Regions from separate parts of the Homo sapiens genome. Here all the other regions are linked to region 1. A link is a loop called in an ENCODE intact Hi-C map of the cell type or tissue named here. Cell type or tissue: IMR-90. All regions are shown on one strand.

Region 1 (8,000 bases):
CCCCTCCTGTACCTGTGGCTGCCCTCTTCTGCAGAACTCAGAGTTCTTCTCAGTACAATACCCCAAGCCAGCTCATTAGAGTTGTCATATGAGATCAAATCTCTTGCTCTCTCTGTAAGGATGTATTCTCTGTGATGGTTGTACCAAACCTTTCCCACTACTGTGCTTTGCAGGTGATCTTGCCTTTTTCTTCATGGAGAGGATCATGGCCTCTTCCTGGGTTTACTGCCTTCTCTTCATCTCTTTTCTGTATTCCTTTAATTTTCTTTCTTCTTCTTCTTCTTTTTTTTTTTTTGAGATGGAGTCTCGCTCTGTTGCCCAGGCTGGAGTGCAGTGGTGTGATCTCGGCTCACTGCAACCTCCACCTCCTGGGTTCAAGCGATTCTCCTGCCTCAGCCTCCCAAGTAGCTGGGATTACAGACGTGTGCTACCATGCCCGGCTAATTTTTGTATTTTTAGTAGAGATGGGGTTTCACCATGTTGGTCAGGCTGGTGTGGAACTCCTGACCTCAGGTGATCCACCTGCCTTGGCCTCCTAAAGTGCTGGGATTACAGGCGTGAGCCACCACGCCCAGCCTTCCTTTAATTTTATTTCTGAGGAAAAGGGGTCTCTTCTTTTTTTCCTAATTCCTCTCTTTTGTTCTGGTCTTCTCTCTTCCCCTTTTTTTGATCTAAGACATTTCTCCATCAGCCATTCCCACTTCTGTTTATAATGCCTATCCCTGCCTGAAGATATACTCATATCCATCCTAGAAAGCTGCTCTCCCCAACTAAGTACCTCCAGTTGTCCCCTGTCCTTTTTCTCAGGGTTCATTGTTGCCAGCTTCTCACAGCATTCACACCCTGCCTGGAGAGCCAGTCCTCGATTCTCGCTCTTCCCCAGCTTTCATTGCACTGTATTGTCCACTGCAGTCACAGTGCTTCCCGTTCATTGATTACCAACTACGTGTTGCCTTACTTAGTCCTTACAGTGACTCTCCACATCAACGGCATTTCTATCCATTTTACAGTTAAAGCTGAGAGTCCTTTATTGCTCAATTCAAACCAAACAACTAATTCGCAATTATTATTATTTTTTTGGTCAAAGAAGTCACAGAACCAAGCCCCTAGGGCAATCAGAATTTTTTATTTGATTATAATCATGTTGCTGGTACTTGTTAATGGTCAAGTGTTTTCATAACCTCAAAATGTTATTTTCTTGTTTAGAAATGCCACTGCCTAGTAATGATAATGATGGAGTAGACTGAATTTACAGGTAGAATAAAATGTCTGCACTCCCATGTTAATTGCAGCATTATTCACAATAGCCGAGATATGGAAACCCATATTAAGTGCCCACCACTGGATGAATGGATAAAGAAATTGTGGTATGTGTGTACAGCAGAATATTATTCAGCCTTAAAAAAGAAGGAAATCCTGCCATTTGCAACAGCATGGAGGAATCTGGGGACATTATGCTAAGTGAAAGAAGCCAGACACAGAAAGACAAATATTGCATGATATTACTTATATGTGACATCTAAACTAGTCAAACTTGGAGAAAAAGAGTGGAATGGTAGTTGCCAGGGGCTGGGAAGTGGGGAAGATGGGGAGATGTCGGTCAGAGGATACAAAATTTTAGTTACAGGGTGAATGAATTCTAGTGATCTAGTGTACAGCATGGTAACTATAGTTAATGTGTTGTGTACTTCAGATTTGCCAAGGGAGCAGATCTTAAGTGTTTTCAACACACACATACACACACACACACACACACACACACACACACACACACACACACGAAGCATGTCAGGTGATGGATATGCTAATTAGCTTGACTGTGAGTCATTACACAAAGTATACTTTTATAAAAACGTCATCTTGTATACCTTAAATATAGACAATTTTTTGTCAGTCATACCTCAAAAAATGTCTACACAGACTTAGTGAGACTCATGACATGAGTCATGTTAAAGGATATAAGAAACAAATAAAAGTTTAAAAATGCTTTTCTTAACCCAAGTCTTATTGTTAGGATTCCTCATAATCCAGTCATGACTTCAATTAGAAATCCTTGCCGTGGGATATCAAGACTCTTGTCCAAGGAGAGGAAGGGGCAGGAGGGTCTCACTCTTGTTCTCTCCTTGTAAAAATTTAACTCTGTTTGCAGGAGAGAGTATTTGACGAATACATGAACAAATAAATGAATGAAATGAACGAAGGAATAGAATTAATCTGATCAAAGTTTACATGTTCAAATTATGTGTTGAATTGGATAGAGCAGCTGCTGGCCCTTACTTTTTTCTGGGCCTATTTCAAATGGTCTTCTTTACTAGGCTTTCAATTGGAGATTTAGACTTGGAGGCTTTAACAAATATGAATTGAGTACACATTTGTATAGCGATTTAAACTGCTATTATCACAAAATTGTCACAGTAGTTTTAAACTCTGTCAGATGGCTTTTAACCAAACCCTGCCATCAGAGTCAAATTTGATTCTTTGGATGGTTCTTTCCTTTTTTCTGTCTCTTTCACATTGTCTAGTAAAGAAGTTTCTTCAATGACCAGTTTTGTCATAGAGTTGGTGCCATTTATTCTGTGGGTTACAAATTTATCATCACAAGTAGCTAGATGTACTTCTCATAGACAACTTGTATCCACAAATTTGTTGTTTTTTTCTTTTTTTCTTTTTTTTTTTTCTGAGCCATTCTCCCTAGAAAACACAAATTGTTTTGGGGGGAAAAATTAGACTGTTCTTCAGGGGTATTTATTTTCATGATTCACTGTGCAGAGATCGGAGTTGTGCCTTAAGGGCTTGGCTCTGCTCTCTTGATACTGGTATCCATTGCTAGGTGTGGCTCAATTAAACAGGAAGGATGGCTAGATAGCATATATATTCACATGTCAAATGGCAGCATCCATCTTTGAGACAGGAATCTTGGTGGGAAAAGTTCAATTTTTTAACAAATGTGAAATTACCTCCTCAATCATTTTTATTTCCGGTTAAATTAATGTCTTATATAAACACTGTAGGCTAGCATAGTATTTGATACCATTTAGTTTGCTCTCTCTTTTAGTTCCTAATTTTCATTGTAGTTCTCAGTGTTTGCTTTTTGAGTGTGAGTTTATGGCAGAATAAATCAAATTAACTTTGGTGGGTAGATTGAGTTTTCTCTGATGACCTTTACTAACCAAAACATACTTTCTTCTCAGGTGAAAAAGCCAGAGTGGATTATTATTTATTTGACTGACAAAGAAATGCATTTCTAATTTTATTTAGTGACTAAAATAAATTGATTCACCGTAAATTAAATATGAAATAAATGCATGATCCTCTCTTAATGAACCAAACAGATTGAGAGCCGAGCACCTTTGCAGTACACCTCTTTCACCAGTTGGTGGTGCCAAAAACTCTGCTAAGAAACTGATTGAAAGAACAGAAGGTTAACCAGGAGCCTTTCTTAATAAGCGTTATTTTTCGTAGTTTTTGAAAAATTTGTACTGAAAACATATGCCCAAATTATCGCATTTTCTAAGGTTAGGAAGCAAAGCTAATCCCTCTGGTGACCAGCAGAATATATTTCTAGTAAGCTTCTGTAATAATGTCATTGGTCTATGTTAATATTCACATATTGGAAATTGCAAAGTTGTGTAACATCTGACTCCATCCTGGAAATAGCCTTTAGTGTGCTTGCCTGGAGAGTGGAGGAGCAAATGATAATAATGTGTACAGAGAAGAAGAGTGATGTTCCTGGCTATATTTATTGTCGAATTTAGGTCTTTAAAAATATTGACTTGCGTTATTATTACTATGTGTTTTTTTTTAACCATTAATATATTCCTGTGACAGCAGGAACATTGCTTTTTTGTGTGTGTGTGGGCGGGGGCGGCTAGGTTTGTTTAACCCTTTACTGTTTAGCCCTGAAAAAGTCCAAATGGAGCAGTAGCCTGTTGCTTGAATGTGTCCTGAGATACAGTCAAAAGAACCCAGCCTTTGGAGTCAGAGAGATCAGGTTTTGAATTTCCCTACATATTTCATAACTGTCTCTCTCTTTTTTTTTTTTCTTTTCGAGACCAAGGTCTCACTCTGTTGCCCAGGCTGGAGTGCAGTGGTGCGATCTTGGCTCACTGCAACCTCCACCTCCCAGATTCAAGCGATTCTCATACCTAAGCTTCCCAAGTAGCTGGGACTACAGGTGTGCACCACCATGCCCGGGTAATTTTTGTATTTTTAGTAGAGACGGGGTTTCACCATGTTGGCCAGGCTAGTCTCCAACTCCTGGCCTCAAGTGATCCGCCTGCTTCATCCTCCCAAAGTGCTGGGATTACAGGCGTGAGCCACTGTACCCAGCCTTTCATAACTGTCTTTTAATTACTTATGCAGATTTTTTACTGCTCAGTTTTTCCAGTTTGTAAAATGGAGATAATAACATCTTCCCCTCAGAGTTGGAGTAAACATCACCTGAGATAACGGATGTGCTGATTAAGTGCTCCTCACCCTGTCCTTTTCTAGTTTAAGCACAGACTCAGTTCTTTTTGAGCCTCCACCACATCCCATGCTCTTAGCCAGGGCCTTAGGACCGGAGTCCCTCCTTGGGTGTGATGATGCCTCATGCTGCGTTAATGAGAAGATGTTTCCAGGTTGTAAAGTTCCACAAGGATTTTGTAAAGAACTCACAAAAGAGATACTCATATTGTTAGCTATATGTGGTGTTCAGATATTTGCCCGTCTACCCTGGGATGTTTCCATGTTGATCTGAATCTGCCTAAATGTTTAAGATTGGAGAAGGGAGCACAGGGTTGCTGACAGGTGTAGCAACAGTGTCCCCAACAGTTCATTCATCCATTTATTCCACAAACTTTTACTCAACATTATTATTGCTGGGTCTCCGGCATACAAAGATGAATTCCCAGAGAGCCTGAAGATGCTTCTGAGAGCTGCAGACTCAAGGAGCAGGATGCTTTCTGCTTGGCAGGAATTGATAAGCAGCCCTGATCTATGAAAGAGCAAGAAAGATAAATTTAAATATTTTTTAAAATATTATTTTACAAAGTTATAAGACTGTAAAAAAAATTTTAACTTTGAAAAACTCTGATAGTTGTATTAAGCTTTTGATAGCATCATGTTTGGAAGAATGAGCAAATCAGAAGAAGCCTTCAGCGTGGTTGGTAAAGTCATAAAACACTGTTAATTAGGAGCTTTAGCCCAGTATAGAATTTTAAAATACAACTGTATAAGGTATATATATTTTTTAGGAATAGCACAACTAACATCTTTGATTAGATTCGATTGAAAGATTCAGACCCTTAAGATTTAGAGATTACGGAATCATAGAACTGGATGGTGGCTGGGACTTTAGGAATCACATATGCCATCTCCCTTATTTTCTAGCTAAGAAAATGGAAGTCAAACAAACGTATGTGACTCACCCAAGGTTACATAGACCTGGATCAAAACTCAGGTCTCCATGCCAAGACATTATTTTTCCATCCTAACTCCTATACAATGAGCCATTTTCAGTAGATAAATATATACTTGTCCCATCTCAATAAACTTTCATGCTAAATATGGAGTATCATGTCCGCCCTGTTACCAAAATGAAAACTTTGGCCGTACCTTCGGCAGTTAATTAAGGTGCTCCTACTTCCATCTCAGAGCTGAGCTGAGGGGAGGCAGGGCACACCAGGCCTGTCATGTGCAGTTCTCAGCCAGAGCCAGTGAGTTCCCCACAGAAGCAGGCAGCGTTTTCATTCACGCCTGCCTTGCCTGCTTCTCGTTTCTTGCTAGATGAATGGCATCATATGCCGCAGGTGTATTAGTAATTTCTGAGTTTGTTCCCCACTAAAAATGACCTCATTGTTTTGTGCTTCTTTTCCATAATTATACAGTAACAGGAAAATAAACCAGCTCTGAGTACAGCCCACAGCAGAAATCTTGTGCTCTTTATGCAAGTTTGATTTATAGACGTGTACTGCAGAGCAGAGTGACTATGAAACATTCATCTTCCCATTGCTAGTTGCCATGGAAATCGAGTACACAGAGCAGTGTCATTCCAGTCCTGGTGATGCCTGCAGTAGTTTATTCCTTTGTTGTTCCCGTTTCTTAAGCAACTGCCTAGCATTCTTTCATCATTACAATTAATCATGCACACAAGTTTTTATCTTTCGTCGCACATAGAAAGTACTAAAACGTATGACAAAAACAGGGAGAATTTAAATATTCCTATGGCTTTAAATATGCATTTGTAATTTTCATCCTCAGTCCCACTGGAAAAATAGGTCATGTAAAAAAAGCATATATTAATGTACAGATATTTCAATAGAGCAGTATAGAAATTTGAAGGAAAAACAATGCTAACTAAGCCCAGGAAGCCCAGGAAACCTTAAGGAACTTCAGATCCTGAGGGTCCCCCAGTGTTTAGATCTAAATCAGCCTGGGTAATGCCAATCAAAAAAGAAAAAAAAAGCCCCTGAGCTATGTATCATCAACTCCTGTTTTGATTTGTTAGTCTCCTTAACGGTTTGAACAACCTAGATATTTGCTGGATAGACATGCTAGACGTTAGAATAGAGATCCTTTTTCTCTTTAAAGGCCAATAAAGTTCAGGATTTTTTTTTTAAGTGGGAGTAAAAGGAATTCTAGTTTTTTCTTTTTTCAATGAAACCATTTTACCTCAGTTTTAACCCACATAGTTCATAGTCTATAGCATACCAACAATGAATAAATGCTTGTTGATTAGCCACTGCCTTCTTTTGTGGACTTCTGGCCATTCTGTTGGCTAAGAAAGCGTGTTCTAGAACAATTCTCTGGATCTAAATCCCTGCTGCATTGCTTATTAGCTGTGAGACCTTTGAAAAGTATCTCAGCTTGCCTTAGTTTCCCCATCTGTAGAGGGAACAGCTATAAAATTAAGATAATGACAGGTTGTTAGGAGGCTTAACAGGGATAATTCATGCAAATTGCTCAGCCCTGTGCCTGGCACAGGACACGTGCTCTGTCAGTGGGGACTGCTGCCGTGGCAGTGGTGGTTTCTATTGCCATGACTACTACAGGCCACAACTGAATGGAGAACTGTGCTCTGACCTAGAGAATAATACTTGGTTGATCTACAGCAATTCTAGCCCCAAAGCCGCAGGACTCTGTTCCCAGCATCCAGGCTCACACAATGATTGCTGGTGCTTTGTTGTGCTTGGGCTACATGGACTTGTTTCATCTCAAGACTGTGGATACTAGGATGGTGGCTGAGAAGTATTTACAGGGGTCTTTTTATCTGCAAATTGAGAAGAGAAGGCTGCTACAGGCAGTCCTTGAAGATGCAAATTTCTCATCTTTGACCTGGATTTGTTTCTTACAAGGAGCTGTGTGCGGAGCACGTTGGGAGGGAGTGGGCTGCCTTTACTTGTCTTGAGGAAGGTTCTCGTGTTTGTCTGCGTAGTCTGAAATAACGTCTGACCTACTGCCTCTCCACCCCCAAACCCCCCTTGTCACTCGGCAGTGCCTGCAGCATTCCTTCAGCCTTTCTGGAATTGAAGTTTTCCTAACTGGTGGCAGAAGCATTCTTTGTTGAAATTCACTCTCCTTGGCAGTTCTCCAGGGCACACGGCAATGCCTATTTATTTGATTTAGCCTTTGTTTGGTTAGCCTTGTATTTTGTCTGTTTTGCTTTGCGAAGTTCTTTTTTCCCCAAATTTTCATGTTTAAATCCCTTGGACTTCACTTCTATTTATTTTACTAGCTTGCTTTAAAATACTGCTAAAAGTTGTTTGCTTTAAGCTCTCACAAAATGAGTAGTCTTGGATTCATTTGTCTGTTTTCTCCAAGCCTGATCCATAGTGTGTGTACTAGGTGCACCTTTGTTAATTATTAAAACAAAATAGACTTTATGGTTTGTACTTTGTACATCCGAATATTATACTACATTGTCTCCAGTTCTCTTTATTTAGCTCTTTGTTTTTTTACCCTGTCCTCCAATCATTAGGCTCATGTTAATTCTAAAGAGATAGAAGTAGCTTAACTTTTCT
Region 2 (8,000 bases), 300 kb after region 1:
TGACCCTCATTGGCCACATCTAGCCACCAACTAACTGACCCAAGCGTCTGTGAAACTCAGCCTGCCAGAGACAGCTCCTAGCAATACAGAGCAAAGGGCAGGCCTGGAATGGCTTAGAAGACAACTGGCCCATTATCAGGGCAGTTGGTGTTTGAATATAGAGCACCAGTGATCTGAGCACTTGTTTGGAGGTTCTAGCAGGGGAGCGCAGCTATTCATACACCCTTGACCAAAGACCAGTCCTCCTCTATCAGGGACAGTCGTCCTCTTCGATGGAGTGCGCAGCTTCAGGAGGGACGCAGATGGAGCGGTGAAGGAGAAAGGGGACACCTGCCTAGCCAGCCAGATCAGCTGAATCAACCCTGGAGATCAATGGGATGACAGATGTCGCAGCCAGATTGCCCTCATATCCCCAGTGTCATGATTTTACTGCTCCACTGATACCACTGCACTGCAATTGTTTGCCTGTCTGTGGGCTCCATACGATAGGAGTGCTTGAAAACTTTATTTTTTCTACCCAGAGCCTAGAACAGTACCTTGCTCGACATTTGCTACATACACAATTGGACGAATGGATGAATGAATGAATGAACGACAGTTTCTCCTGACCAGTACCTTTCTGGTGTGCTCTAACTTTGAGCTAGAGGTGAACTGAGCTCACCACCAGCATTTCTTCCCAGCTTCTCATCATTTGCTACTGGGGCTAAGATTGTTTTGAGCCTAGCATTTGCAACATTTGCCAGGCACATGGATGGTGTGACTATGAAGTAATTAGACCAGTTTTCAACAAAGGGATCAAATGAATTTATCAAGTAAGTTTTGCATTAATCCTTCCAGGAAGGTCATACGCATTTTCCAATGATACGACCGTGCCTAGCCCCGTCCTTGTGAACAGCACAAGAAAAGGAATGAATCACTTTTCAGAATGAAATGTTTCTGTTTTTTTTTTTTTTTTCAGTTAAATGTCACCCAGCCCGTCACCTGGCTGATATTTAAGGACACGTCATCAGAGAAGTTACATTTCCTTTTGGCAGAGAGGAGGAGGAAGGGGACCGCCACACACAGAACTGGGTGGTGACTTTACCATAGGTGCAGGAGGGCTGAGAAGGGACCTATCAAAGTTCCAGGGGTCACCAGGTCTGGACAGAGACACCCTGGATGCCACTAATAGGCCACCTTGTATATGAATTTACAGAGTTTTTGAGGCCTTTCGGTGCCGGGACTGCTCATAGAAACCCAGGTTCAATTTGACAAAACACTACTCCTCCATGTGTCAAGTGGAGTCAGTTCTTAATTTCTGATAAAGAGCAAAAAGACATATGGGGGATGAGGCATTGCTCAGCCTCAGAGTTTGAAGTCTTCTGCCGGCCAGGTTGCCCTGGGCAGCTCCAGGACAGAAATCTGACCAGTGTGGGTGGGTCTTCCTAGCCATGTTTCTCATTTTAGCAGAGACTAACATATTTCCAACAAGCCTCATATTTGCTTGCTGGTAAATTGCTGCTCTGAGACAGGTAAGAAATGATGACTAAAAAAACCTACCTGCGTTTTTGTTTCGGATGCTTCATTTTCCGCAGTACTTACAGAGAGATAGTTGGGAGGCCAGGTGATGTACTCAAAAAACAGGGCTTGTTGAAAGCGGAGACAGGATGGGATTCCAGCTGCTCTGCTCACCAGCCATGTGATTTTTGAACAAGTCACTTTACCTTTTGGGACCTCCAATTTCTCATCTGAAAATTGCAGATTATTGTATCTGCTTTCTCACAGAGGTGTGGTAAAGATCGCATGAGATGTATGTGCAAGTAATTTAAGATTGACAAGTGTAACATATGACAACTAGTTCTTGGCGTGGATATAAGGCATCAGAGAAGGTGCCTTTGATGTTTAATTAATACTAAAAATCTTCCATTACACTTGTTTAGCTAAAATTGGAAAGGGGGAGGGCAAGAATACTTTTCAAAGGGACTTTTTTCTGCTTCAAAAATAGAAATCAGAAAGCACATATTTGATTTTCCTTATGGTGTAAACCACAGTGCCATTGTTATTAGCAGTTTTACAGAATTGCGACCTTCAAACTTGGTGATATCAAAGACTGAAAAAAAGCTCCCAGTCTTGAAGCCTTTCAAACAGGCTTTTCTAACTAAAGCACTTTTATTTTGAATTAAGGGCTAATAGAATTGTCCTCTTAAATGAGCACTTGCAAGATTAAAAGTTGCTTTCCAGGTGGGCTGCAGTAAATGAATGTGCCAAGAGGTTGCTGAAAGCCCTTTTGGGGGCAAACGAGGGGAATCTGATATGAGTTCATGTAACAAACACCCTTTTCCCTTTGTGAAAGAGAAACCTGGAATTTACAGTCTTTCTAATTGTACATGAGCTGATTTGTGTATACATCTAGGATCATAATTTACTTTCAGTTTACTGAATTTGTGAATTTTCGCATTTGTTTTAATTTGTAATTAAGTTCTCTCTATGAGGCACGCCATATGCCTCCATTAATTCTTTCTCGTTGATTTCTTAGGAGATACATGAGTGCATATTTTCATGCAATTTTTGAGGTCTTTTGAAAATCAAATGACTACATGTTTAGCCATATGGGGCTTTGTTATTTAAAAGAGCATATTATAAAGTAAAAGAAGGCGAAATGCAAAAGGGCCTGTTGTCAACAGGGGGAAAATATTGGGAAAAACAGTTTAAAACATTGTTTTAAACACACACATTTTCAACCTTTTTTCTTTTTAGCGTTATATTTTTGAAATCTATCTTTATCGATCCCGTACCGCGTCTCACCGTCTGTGAACGGCCAATGTCACCAGTGCACCCGGCAAACCTCTGTCTGCCAGGTACTGCCCCTACGCTTACCCTCGGGCTGCAGATCCTAGCATCTGCCTTCTAAGAGTTCAGTTGGAGCCAATGTCTTTCTTTTGAACATCTTGTGCCAGGATTTGACATTAAGCTCCAGTTCATCCGCACACCCCGCGGCCGCTTTCGCAAGGGACCGAGAGGGTGGCGGCCTCGCCCGGAGACTCGCGGCGCTGGGAGCTGCCTGCCCTCGGTGCGGGCTGCAGACCGGGCCGCGAGGCGGGCGCGCGGCGCGCACTAGGACCCAGCAGGGCTCCAGGCCGGGGTGGGAGCCGCGCCGCCGACCCCGGGCGGGCGCCGGGCGCAGGAGCCGGGGTTCCGGCCGCGATCTGCTGCAGCTCGGCCGGGAGACGGCGCGACCCGGCGGCGGGGCCACCCGCGAGTCCAGCGTCGCCGCAGCCCCCCAATGCGGCCGCGAGAAGCAGCGGGGGGGCAGGCGATCGAAGGTAACGAAAATGGGGCTCATTTCCTGCCTCCTAATCTGCTCGGGTTTAGCATTGTCACGAGAAGCCCTCCGTGTTCAGGCTGCTGCATTTTGGGGCACTCTTTGATTTTTTTTAAAGGTGTCCGCCCCCCTATTTCCACCTGGTTTCAGATTGATTTATAGCTTGCAGCCCAAATGGGAAAGATCCAGCCATGGCAAGTTGCTTATTTTCATTAGTTTTGTCTCAAAAGTAAGTTCATTAAAAAAAAAAAAAGTTTCTTAGGAATGTGTGGATAGTCGCTTTTTAAAATTTTTTTTAAAAAATTGCAGACAAATGGATATTTATAAAAATAATCAAATAATTGATGCAATTCTGTTAATTACTTTTAGGGAAGCACACTTCTGTGGGCTCCCCGGGCGTTACTTTTATTTTCAAGGAAGGAACGTGTTAAATGTGGAGTTTGTTTGGCTGGGCAGAGTTTACAGCATTGCTGTCGCAACTGTTTGGCTATCAATTATAAACAGTGTCAAATCTATGGGCAGTTTCAGCCTCTTTTCAAATACTGTAACGGGTTATCCTGATATGACATCTACAGATGAGTTTCCACTGAGGGTAATAAGAAGATTTCTCTTTTTGGAGAAACATTGTTTTGAGGGGAAAACCATGATTGCCGGCTGGGAAGGCTGAAGAGACTATTTTTCATGCTTTGTTTATACTCCCGGGATGACATTTGGGGAAGGGAAATGCAATCTTTCTCCGGAGGTTTTAATTGTGGGATTATTAATTTATTTAATTTATTAGTTTCAATTGGTTGGGCTCGGGGAGCCCTCCGTCACAGGCTGTGCTTAAGGTGACACATTTGCTAGCAGTTGGGACACATGATTGCAAATGTAAAATGTGCCTCACCCGAAAGGACTGGTCTGCTGGAAGCTCCCGTGTGGAGCTGTCGTAGGCAGGGTGCGACTGGCTCATTGAGGAAAAAGGGAATCGTTTTCCTTAGCTAAGGAAGACATCCTGTTATATTCCTTTTGTTCCCTGTTTTTCATTGATCGCCGACTCTGCCTTGGAGAGGAGAGCAGCTCGGAGGGTGCAGAGCTCTGAAGGCTGCACGAATGACTGGAGCCCACTTTAACTCTCACACTGATTGGTCAGTTAGATTGAGACTTATGAAAACAGTCACCCAAAACCTTCTTTTAAAATCGTGCTGTAGTTTCAGATAGCCCTCTTGTGCACAGATTTCTGCAGGGTCGGTTTTTCATTTGGGTGCAGTTTGCTCGAGATACCTTTATGTTTAATTTTTTGTTGTTGTTTCTATCCACATAAAGTAGGCCATTTTGGTGACAAATTTCTTTGCAGACGTCAGCTACTAGCTTACACGTATACACAGCACTTTACAATACATTCTCAATGATTTCTGCTCATAAGTTGTAGAATGCAAAGTTGTTCAACTTAGAATAATGATTCCTAACCGGGTTTTGATCTGAGTCTTTTAAAAAAAGGACCATCAGTAGATGGATGCTTAACTGTATCATTACTTTGATAATTTAAGTGCCTTGTGCATTAGCACGTTTCATGCACTAAGTCTAAAACTGTGACAGTGAAAGGAAAAGACAATGAAAAGCAAACAATCAAAATCAGCCTGCACACTATTCTGAGAGATTGTGGCATCTGCTTTGAGGCGAATGCATTTCACATCCAAGAGGAAGGGCATTCTGCACCATATAAGAATATGAATTAGTAAACACTGTGAAATGTTATATCTGTAAGACAAACTGTAAAGCCCATGAACATCTTCATTTGAGCCTTTAAAGCGATTTCATTAAAGAAGCACTGTCCCAGAAGTTGTTAAATGTATAAACACTTTTCTGATTGGCTTAAAAATTTAGACACAGGAAGTGGATTGTATCTAATAACCGATGAGTGGAGACATGGTTGTTATGGAAACCGAGAGGAGTAACCCCACCCCACCCCCACTACACATACATACTCTACCATGACCACCACTTAAAAAGAAACAAAAACAAAAACAAAAACAAAACCTGCATGTCATCACAGATGCCTGGAGAACTTGTTGGCTTCTGTAAGCTTTCCCACAGCATCTGTTGAAACCTGAGATCGCGCCTGTCAAATCAAGGTCATTTTACAACAACAACCAAAAATGTGGTCTCCTAGATTTCATAACTGTATTTTTGTTGGAAATATTTGAGGAAAGAGCCTTAAACTAAGGATGAGCCCCCAGGCTTACTTTGCATTTTGCTACCTCTGAGCTGTGCAAGGGAAGGCTAAGAACAATGTATTTGAACACTTAATTGTGGGATCAAACTGACTTGTATGTCTACAGTTAGAACAAAACTCTTTTGAGAGCCAGAAAGGTTAGAATGTTACCTGTGGATGAGGATTCATCGGGGGAAGTTATAATGAGGTGTTTGTGTTTACAAGAGGGTTCAAAGTTGAACTCAAGCAATGGAACTTACAGACTGGTGGCATTTTGAAGGCTGCGTTTGTGTGTGGGGTGGTGGGGGTGGGGTTGGGGAGTGAAAGGGAGGGATGAAGATTGCCTGGTACTTTGGGAAATATAAGAGAGGGTGTTCTCAGAGGCTAACCAGGGAAAGGAAAATCTAAATGAAAATAAGAACTGTTTCAAAAATCCCATTATTATTACCCAGTTGACTTAAATAGAAAAGTTTCCTCTTTTGTGGATGGGGAAGAGTGCTTTTGTTTTTAGGATAATTGAGACGTTCCCAGTATCAAAATTGCAAATATTTCCAGTATCTTGGTAATGATTTCCATGAGGACTATAAAGAAAAAAGTTTGGAGACCTCCCCTCCCCCTAGCCTCCACCCCCAACCCCGTTCATTTTGCTAAGCAAAAAATAACCAGAGGCCCTGTACTAAATTTTGACTTTGAGGATCAACATCGAACCTTGTAAAATATAAAGCAAATACATTTCTTATATTTTTCTAATCTTGTTAATGGCAGTCTTCAGATTTTATGTTCTTGATATTCATTTAGAAACGTCTTCCTTTAAGTCATGGCAATTTGAAGCATTGAATAGCTTTATCTTAATTGATAATGGTCAGTTTTAAAACTTGTTCAATTAACAATTTGGTCTTTTTAAAAAGCAGCAAATTTCCCTTATTTTCATCAACTAATTGCATGGGGAGTGGGGAGGAGGAGAGTCCTAACTCTATTTTAATGTTTAATATTCTGCATGTATGTCGTAGAAATATATACTGTAGAAGTTAAATATTTGACAACATGGGATTATGAAATATATGCTAAATCACCCAGATATTTAACTGATTAGGACTTGGTAAAGAAGATTAAGTTTAATGGGACAACTGGTCTCTTTTAGCAAGGATTTCCTGTAGGGAGCTTTCTTATCTGCAAGTGTGTTCATTGGCAGGAAACATGTCAGTTGCTTGTTTTTACAAACTGAAGGAAATGAATGGGATTTGTTGGTTTCTAGAATCTACCTTCATTCTCTATTGTCTTGCAAATAGTTGGCTCAGAACACTTCGTTTCGAAAGGGGCTTTGGAGTGGTACAATTCATTCTCTGCAAACCTGTGGCATTTAGGTTTATTTCTTTCTGATTTTGGAATTAGGAAAATTGATCGTGGTACAACCATGTGCAACTTATTTTCCTAATACAAATGAACAAGATGTTCAATACAATTCCAATTCATTTTCAGTTGTCAGCTAGTTACTCACACACTCACTGAAGCTGCTGTTTTTGGATGGCTATGCCAAATTTCTAATAATTATTCCAGAATACCAACCAAATGCCAGTGTCGATTTTGGATTAGTGTAGAGAGGTAAAGAGAAAGAGGCAGCTTCATTCTTCTCATTGCTTATAACAAAAGGTCCATAAAGAATACACGTTAGGTATATGCCAACCTTGCTGATAGCAAAAAAAAAAAAAAAAAAAAAATCGAAATTGGGGATGGGTTGGCTAAATCCAGTTTATAGTACACATGAGAAAAACAAATTTTAACTTTGAAAGGATTTGCTGTGCAGAAGTCTGGATTAGTTTCTGAATGTTGAAAATGAGTATATTTAATTGCTTCAATTCCTAGATGTTTCAAATTCGGGAAGAGGAGAAAAGGGTAAGCTTCTTTAAAGGAAAATAAATGCATCCGCCTCCATTTGCAGAGAGCAGCCTGGTGAGGGAGGTTAAGAGTGCCTGAGGGAGACGGAACCATTTCTTGCAATGGTTTGCACACATTTTCATAGACATCATTTTTGTTTTCTACTTAGCAACAAATAGAATCTTATGCAAGACCCTAATATATGAGTCAAATAAAAACAGAGCTGCTCTGAGGGAACTAGGAGCCCAGAGCCTGCTATTGTCACCTGGGCTGTGCCCAGGGCACACTCTGGAACCCAGTACCACTGTGTACACAGTTTGCAAATCACTGCTTCTAAAATGTTCTCTAGAGAAGACCTTGGGGAATTGCTTGCAGAGCCCTGGAACCTCTTAGCGAAAGAGAGAACTTTTGCCTTGACAATTTAAGAGGCTGCTTGTGCTCATAGTGAGCAGGAAAAAGGTGGCAATTAGTGACGTAATACAGTGTACCCTAGGAAGCCTACGTACATACAGAAAAAGATGACTGACCACAAGCATGAAAGAGCCCTGGCCCAGTCTATAATGAGAGGGAAGGCATATTTTTAGGGGTTACTTATAAACCAGGGCCCCTTTTATTTATAAATTATAGGAA
Region 3 (8,000 bases), 370 kb after region 1:
ACCATGAAAGTGCTTCTCTAGAAGTCATATGCATTCTCCGTGTTAGAAGGAGCCAGTAGGCACAGTTTGGTTTCACCCGACACTCTTAGACATGTGGGCACGATTGCTCGTCTTCTTGTTTTGGTTGCATTTACCCTCAGTCTCTCCTCTGGTGGCCCCCGTATCGACGAATGAGATCCCAGGTTCAGGGTTGCAAAGAAGAGGAAATGTCCTGTCCATGCCAGTATGTGCAGTTTTTTGAAGAGGCTCTCACTGAAGGTGACGATTCATTACAAATGCTATCAAGCATGTGTTTCTCAAAGAGAAAGAAAAGTTAGACATCAGGTGTGAAGGTATTTATGGCATTCAGAGCCCTGGCAGGTAGGCCTGCTTCATTCCAGAACCCTGGGAAAAACTGACCACTTTTAGAGTCCAGCCAGCTTGTTCAGTATCTCTGGGAGGCATCTTTCAGAAATGAACATAGTAAATGCCAAATTAACCTTTTGTGGAAGTAGTCCCCACTTATCCACTGTTCTCTTCATGCTTTGAGTTACCTACAGTCAACTGCAGCTTGAAAATATTAAATGGAAGATTCCAAAAATGAACAGTGTATATTTCAGTTGCACCTTGCTCTAAGGATTGTGATGAAATCTCGTGCTGTCCCGCTCTGTCTTGCCCGGTGCATGAATCATCCCTTTGTCTAGCATTTCTACACTGTATATACTACCCATCTGTAAGTCACCCAGTAGCTGTCTCCGTTAGATGGAGAAAACATAGGTGTGTAAGGTTTGGTACTATCTGGGGTTTCAGGGATCCACTGGGGGTCTTAGAACTTGTTCCCCGTGGAGAAGGAGGGACTACTGTAGCTGATGAGAAGAGGCCATTTTACTTTATGTCCTGATAGTAAATGTATTCCAAATAAGGCCTGGCCCAAGGTCTTACCTTTCTCTGTCGCCCTACAGCATAAGGTTGGGATCTCAGAACCCTTAGTAAGGGTTTGTTGATTATTGACTGATGTCCTCAGATGTTAGCAAAAGGAGATTTTGCTAAATAATTGTGGCTAAATTCTAGCCCAGAGTTTTAAGTTTACAACGACCTGTGATCACGCTATTACATTCCAGCTTGGGAGACAGAGCAAGACCCTGTCTTAAAAAAAAAAAGGCCCAGCACAGTGGCTCACGCCTGTAATCCCAGCACTTTGGGAGGCCGAGGTGGGCGGATCACGAGGTCAGGAGATCGAGACCATCCTGGCTAACACAGTGAAACCCCGTCTCTACTAAAAATACAAAAAATTAGCTGGGCGTGGTAGCAGGCACCTGTAGTCCCAGCTACTTGGGATGCTGAGGCAGGAGACTCCAGCCTGGGCGACAGAGCAAGACTCTGTCTCAAAAAACAAAACAAAAAAAAGCAATCTCTTAAAAAAAATGCAGCTAAAATAGTACCAGACTGTATACCCATTAAAATTAAAAATACAAAATTAAAAAGCAGAATACCAGGCATAAAGATGCATTTGACACCAGAATCCATTACATCGAAGCTCCATCTTCATAACATTAATATTTTTCCAAAATATTTTGAGTACTTCCCCCCCACCCCCATTGGTTTTGGATATTCTGGTCTTAAAACCAAATCGGTTGTATACTAGAATGCAGAAGAGATTTATCACCCAGTAGAATGAACTTCAGTGAATCCTAGTGTTTCTGATAAGTTAGTCTTTAGTTGGGTGTTGGGATATTTTCTGTCTCTCTCTGATTTCTGAATTTGGAAGTGAGTTACAGTACATTTTTATTCGGTTTTAATCCATCAAAATCAAGTTAGTTGTAAGTGATGGAAGAGCTTACTTTGTGTAGTCCGGGCTGCCTGGAGACATCAGCCACATGCCAAAAGCTTGCTGGTTGCCCAGCAACCTTGCCGGAGGAATAGATTTTCTGCCACTGGCTCCCTTTTTAGTCGAGGCGGAATCTATTAACACTACTATTCTAGCCCAGAGAACTGGAGCTGGAGTTTAGCTGAAAAGAATGGTCGGGGTTTTTTTGTTTTTGTTTTTTTAATAACCCAGCACCGTGTTTCTGGCTTCTAAACCCTACTGCTAATTTCATTGACTTCTACATAAAGACTTAGAGCTTATTAATATTACTTAGCACAGTAGAAGCTAAAGAGGTCAGTCTTGTGCCTCCTTGGCCCCTAAGGAAGCTCATTGTTTCATCTCTGTAGAAACTACCTCACAGGCAATGGGTGTGGACCGTGAGCATCCAAGTTGAAGGGGGAGCAGAGAAGACTGACCTCATTTGCCCCCATACTTACTCCAAGTCCTCACCAGGTGTACTTGTTGGCTGTGCCTTCCAGAGGCAAACTTATTTGGTGGTTGAAGCTGCTGTTTCTTCAAGTATACGTGATCCAGCTCTGATTGAAAAGCACCTGTGTATTCCTTCCTCTTACACTTCAGTCAAAGAGTGTCTTTTCTCCTTTTGTAGCTAAATACTTCACCGGCAGGATTGATGGTTTCCTTCTACCAGGGGAGTTTGTGCTGCTGGCAGCCCCATTGTTTTGCTTCTGCTGTTAATGTAATAGCTTTGGGTTGTAGTGCAGGAAGATGATGCCTAAGTCCAGCGTCAGGTGGCTGGAGTTCTTTGCCACTGCTGAAATGCAATTTTAATAATGGACTGTATCAGCCAAATGTGTTTCCTTGCCTCTTTGTAAAACAAAAGAAGATCTCAGCATATTAACCCATCGATGGCAGGAAAAAATCAAAATCTCCAAGAATGCCAATTAATGAAATGGCACTTGCATCTCAAATTATAAATCTCCTTAATACACTTCAGAAATTCTCTGGGTAGACAAGGAAGGGGTTGCTCCAAGCCATCTCATCAGCCCCACTTTTTCTAAGGCACAAATGTAGAAAAGATGCAGAAAGTAGTTTGTGGTTTGGTAGAGAAACGAGCTGTTCTACAAAAGCAATGACGAACTTGACTAACCTCAGGTTGCGTTTATTTGTTCTGATCATGCTGAACTTTATTAATTGTGAAAAGTCTGTCAGAGGCGTTCGAACCAGAGTGACTCCATTTTGAGCAAGGGCTAGGAAAATGAGGCTGAGATTTGCTGGGCTCCATTCTCAGAAAGTTAGGCATTCCTAGCCTCTAGATGTTTACGGTTAAGGGAACAAATTAATAGTGTTTACTAAACAGACTCAGACTTGGGAGTGTCCAGGTATCCTGACATCTGGAGAACAAAGGCACTCTTAATTTTGCTTTAAAGATAATAATATCGATTCTTGCAAAATATAGTAATTAAGAAAATTAATCCTTTATCGCAAACCCTTGTAGCAGAGCACATCTCCCCATATATACAAGTATTGTACTTAGGGTGGATGCGTTCCTCCTCTTACTTTCAGGAACATCGTACTCTATCTATGGAGTAGCTGTTCTTTCACCACTTTACTTTCTTAATAAACTTGCTTTTACTTTGCACTTCGGACTCGCCCTGAATTCTTTCTTACGCGAGATCCAAGAACCCTCTCTTGGGGTCTGGATCGGGACCCCTTTCCTTTAACAACTTGGGTCTTTGGGCTTATATTTTCCTGAGTAATCTTAGAATATTGCTGATGCAAGGGACCTTTTGTAGTTCCATGTGCCCAGTTTTACAAGTAAGGAAACCAGAGAAGTGAAAAAGTTTGCTCAAGGATGTACAGCTATGTCCAGAGTGGCAGAGCAGGGAGCAAAATCCCAGCCATAGCACTGTTACGGGAAAGGGGTCCTGATCCAGAGGCCAAGAGGGTTCTTGAATCTCATGCAAGAAAGAATTCAGAGCAAGTCCATAGAGTAAAGCAAAAGCAAGTTTATAAAGAAAGTAAAGGAATAAAAGAATGGCTATTCCATAGACAGAGCAGCTGCGAGGGCTGCTGGCTGCCCATTTTTATAGTTATTTCTTGATGATATGCTAAACAAGGGGGGGATTATTCATGCCTCCCCTTTTTAGACCATATAGGGTAACTTCCTGACATTGCTGTGGCATTTATAAACTGTTGTGGTGCTGGTGGGAGTGTAGCAGTGAGGAGGACCAGAGGTCCCTGTGGTGGCCATCTTGGTTTTGGTGGGTTTTGGCCAGCTTCTTTACCACAAAGTGTTTTATCAGCAAGGTCTTTGTGACCTGTATCTTGTGCTGACCTCCTGTCTCATCCTGTGACTTAGAATGCCTTCACCGTCTGGGAATGCAGCCCGAGTAGATCTCAGCCTTATTTTACTCAGCTCCTATTCAAGATGGAGTTGATGTGGTTCAAACACCTCTTACAGCACCACCCACATGATGTGTTTGAATTGAACCAGGAAGGAAAAGTGCTTGTTTCTGTAGCTCTGGTTCCATTCATATATCCAACAAATATTTGCGAGAGATCTGTCTGGTGAGGTCCTGAGCTTCCAATGACACAATGTACAAATTGAAATCAAAATCGGTAAGAATCTTAGAATTCTTCCAATTCTAACATACTGTGACTCAGCCAGAGATACTCTGACTCAGCCACTTAGTTTATTCATTCATTCATTCATTCAGTTCCTTCATGTTGCAAACACTTATTAGACATTTCCTACTTACTACTGCAAATCTCTGCACAACAAAAGTATTTTTAAGACCCGATCTGAGTCACTTATATCAAGGAACATTCCATATAGATTTTTCTTAGCAGCAGCAGTCTTTGGATGTTTTATCCTAACAAAATTTGATTTTTAAAGGCATATAACTCGTTCATTTTCCTTTTTTTTTTTTTTTTTGAGACATAGTCTCACTGTGTTACCCAGGCTGGAGTGCAGTGTTGCAATCTCGGCTCACTACAGCCTCCGCCTCCCAGTTCAAGCGAGTCTCCTGCCTCAGCCTCCCAAGTAGCTGGGACCACAGGTGCGTGCGACCACGCTCGGCTAAATTTTTTTTTTGTATTTTTAGTAGAGACGACGTTTCACTATGTTGGCCAGGGTGGTCTTGAACTCCTGACCTCGCGATCCGCCCGCCTTGGCTTCCCAGAGTGCTGGGATTACAGGCGTGAGTCACCGTGCCCAGCCTCATTTTCTTTGTAACTGGTTGCTTTAGGTCTCCAGCCAACTTTATATGCGAGATTTTAAAAAAATGCTATCAAACTCTAGTGTAAGGATTTGCTTCAGTTTTAGGTCTATGTTAAGCATGCCTTTTAGAGGACAGTGGTAAACATTGGTTTACTTGGCTAGGTAAAGCATCTGTTTTCAAGGTCTTGATCTAACCACATACCCCACAGTCACTTGTTCCTGGCCTTTGTTGTTATCTCTATTTGCTCAGAAATGTCCACAATCCTAAAGTCTGCTGTAAATTTCACATGGTTATTGCATTACCTTCTACTACCATGCTGCAAACACCAATTTGAAGGAGTGGCGTGAGAAAACAACTAAAAGTATTTATCCTGCTGTTCTTTGCATTTTCTTTGTTCTGTTGCATCGTGATATCTGGCTATCGGATTTCATAGAAAAGTAGAAACAGCCGAGGGCACTGTTTTTGTAATTTCATATTAAACTCATTTCCTTGAAAATCTGGCTTGAGATGAGTGTTCTTCAGACTTCTCTTCCATTTTGGTATGTTTCCTTTTTCTTTTCTCATGCAGCCTATGTCTAGTTTTTCAAGCACATTGAAGTTGAATATATTTTTGTTTTAGTATCAGAAGGCACAGCTGCCGTGGACTAACCCTAACGAGCCTCCCTCTGTCACCCATCAGTGTCTCACGCAGCAGTTCCTGACCATCAAAGTGTGCTCTGTGCTAAGTACTCTGCTGGATGATTTGGCTTGAATTTCTCAATAAATACACCTACTTACCCTAAGAGGCAGTTAATATTATTCCCATTTGACTGATATGGAAACTGAGGCTGAGAAAGTGGAAGCAATTTTTAAGTCAAGTCACACAATGTAAGTGGTGAGCAGGACCCAAGGTTGTGTTTATATGATTTTGAAATTTTGTTATCGACCCTACTTATGAGCCCTGCTTTATTTCTCCATTATAGACATCCCATTTTGTTTTTCTTTTAAACTGAGACAATGGCAAAATAAAAACAGGGGAGTGTTTTATGTATCATTTTCACTGGACCGGTATTTTCTGTGTTTTTCAGAACACTAGCCAGCAAGCTCCTAAAAAACAAACATTAAATTAATTTGGTCAAAACTGCACATTATATCCTTTTCTAGGAGATACTGTTTTATTTTATTTCCTTTTCTCAAATTTCCATTTGACTACATAACCTTTTTATCTTCAAATGCCTTTAAAAGCACAAATTGGGAAAGGTTTCAGTTAAAAGACAAGTGAAGAATTTGGTATTATACAACTAAATTTTTAAAAATAAAAAAAAGAAAAGTGGCCAGGCACGTGGCTCACGCCTGTAATCCCAGCACTTTGGGAGGCCGAGGCAGGTGGATCATGAGGTCAGGAGTTCGAGACCAGCCTGGCCAACGTGGTAAAACCCTATCTCTACTAAAAATACAAAAATTAGCCAGACGTGGTGGCGGGCGCCTATAATCCCAGCTACTTAGGAGGCTGAGGCAGGAGAATCGCTTGAACCCATGGGGCGGAAGTTGCAGTGAGCGGAGATCGCACCACTGCACTCCAGCCGGGGCGACAGAGTGAGACTCCGTCTCAAAAATAAATAAATAGATAAATAAATAAATAATAATAATAAAAGGCCAGGTGCGGTGACTCATGCCTGTAATTCCAGCTCTTTTGGGAGGCTGAGGCGGGCGGATCACCTGAGGTCGGGAGTTCGAAACCAGGCTGACCAACATGGAGAAACCCCGTCTCTACTAAAAATACAAAATTAGCCAGGCGTGGTGGCGCATGCCTGTAATCCCAGCTACTTGGGAGGCTGAGGCAGGAGAATTGCTTGAACTCGGGAGGCAGAGGTTGTGGTGAGCCAAGATCGTGCCATTGCATTCCAGCCTGGGCAACAAAGGCAAAACTCCATCTTAAAAAAGAAAAAAAGAGAAAAGAAAAGGAAAAAGGAAAACAGAATCTTCTGAAGCCCCCTAGAGATGGCAGCCTCCTGCTTCATTCTGTCTTCACTTCAAAATTCTGTTTTTATTCTTTACCTGGACTCCTCCAAGACCAGGAATATCAGTGCCCTGTTTCTTATCTCCTCCCCAGAGGCCTTCGTTTTTTGATCCAAGTCCTGGCTACATTTTGTGCCATCTGTGCGCTCTGGGTACGTTATGCTCCTTGAGGGGAGGAACTGGGTTTTAACATCTTTGTGACCTTATAGTGGCCACAGTAGCTACTTAGGAAATGCATGAATGAACTGCGTTTTGAGCAGAAGAACAAATACATTACGTGGATCTGTTTTTCTGAGTTAACTCTAGCCAAGTGATTAACCCCCTCTTTGGGTGACAGTGAGAAATTTGAGAAGCTGCAGTAACTCATTTATATCACTAGGGTTCCATTTGGAAAATGATACCTCCTGTTGTCTCATTTAATTAGTAATTGTGTTTTCAGTTCCAATTGAAAGCCTCAGAAGAAAGGATAGTAATAAACTGTGGTGTATGGTATTATTATTGTTATCTAATTATATTTACTATTGTGACAGTTTTCCATTGAGGTACTTTTGAAGAAGGAACTTGTCAATGTTATCTCATAGGCTTCTCTCTTGTTCCTCCTTTACCTCTCCATGTATTCTAAACTCCAGTATTAAGTATGAGCCTCTTTTATAGATATGTAAATTGATGCACACAGTTTTGTTGTTTGTTTGTTCTTAACAACATGGCCTAAAGTTGTTTGGTAAGTTCATTCTGGATCTAGAGATTGATTCACCAGTCTTTTCAGAGATGTCACTCACACATTGGCAAAGGCAGTGGGGGAACCAAGGGAATGATGCCCCAACAAGAGGTTGGAAGATGTGGGAGCTGCTTTGGCTCTGCAATTTACTTGTTGCATGGCTTTGGACAGGCCATCCTTCCATCCATTCATCCATGCATTTTATTCATCCATTGAGCATTTCATGGAATTCACTAGATTGGATAGTCCATCCATC

What was found. Hi-C counts contacts between places; a loop is a spot of excess contacts. Peaks named below come from ENCODE experiments on the same cell type or tissue, not always from the same donor. Only the 100,000 strongest peaks of a DNase experiment are listed, where the experiment ranks them.
Region 2: a loop joins it to region 1, with 7 times the contacts of the local background. A loop is called at or near these places in 14 of 110 quality-filtered maps.
Region 3: it touches region 1 in a loop (3-fold over the local background); 3 of 110 quality-filtered maps call a loop at or near these places.

What each region holds. Positions count from the first base shown.
Region 1 is chr14:89,910,834-89,918,833 of GRCh38, reverse strand. The region is part of intron 5 of EFCAB11 (EF-hand calcium binding domain 11); the gene reads left to right. LOC124903358 (a long non-coding RNA gene) reads right to left here and starts at 5,698. Exons shown (of 2, transcript XR_007064300.1): 1 at 5,596-5,698; 2 at 4,813-4,975. RefSeq lists a silencer at 5,895-6,189 and enhancers at 6,456-7,071, 7,072-7,689. In IMR-90, a CTCF peak has its summit at 3,361 (motif pointing right); DNase peaks (open chromatin) are centred at 1,883, 3,393, 6,013 and 7,553; H3K27ac peaks cover 2,611 bases.
Region 2 is chr14:89,614,330-89,622,329 of GRCh38, reverse strand. It overlaps LOC105370617 (a long non-coding RNA gene), which reads right to left and starts at 3,013. Exons shown (of 6, transcript XR_944131.3): 1 at 2,857-3,013. It also overlaps a transcript of FOXN3 not described here and the pseudogene RN7SKP107. RefSeq lists enhancers at 2,768-3,267, 3,268-3,769, 5,380-5,439, 7,697-7,786 and a silencer at 2,995-3,374. In IMR-90, a CTCF peak has its summit at 3,026; DNase peaks (open chromatin) are centred at 3,129 and 4,389; H3K4me3 peaks cover 2,433 bases; H3K27ac peaks cover 1,648 bases.
Region 3 is chr14:89,537,480-89,545,479 of GRCh38, reverse strand. It overlaps a transcript of FOXN3 not described here. Among named protein-coding and RNA genes, the nearest start is that of FOXN3-AS2, 35 kb to the left of the region's middle. In IMR-90, no CTCF peak of the experiment used is centred here; a DNase peak (open chromatin) is centred at 4,519; H3K4me3 peaks cover 218 bases; H3K27ac peaks cover 1,521 bases.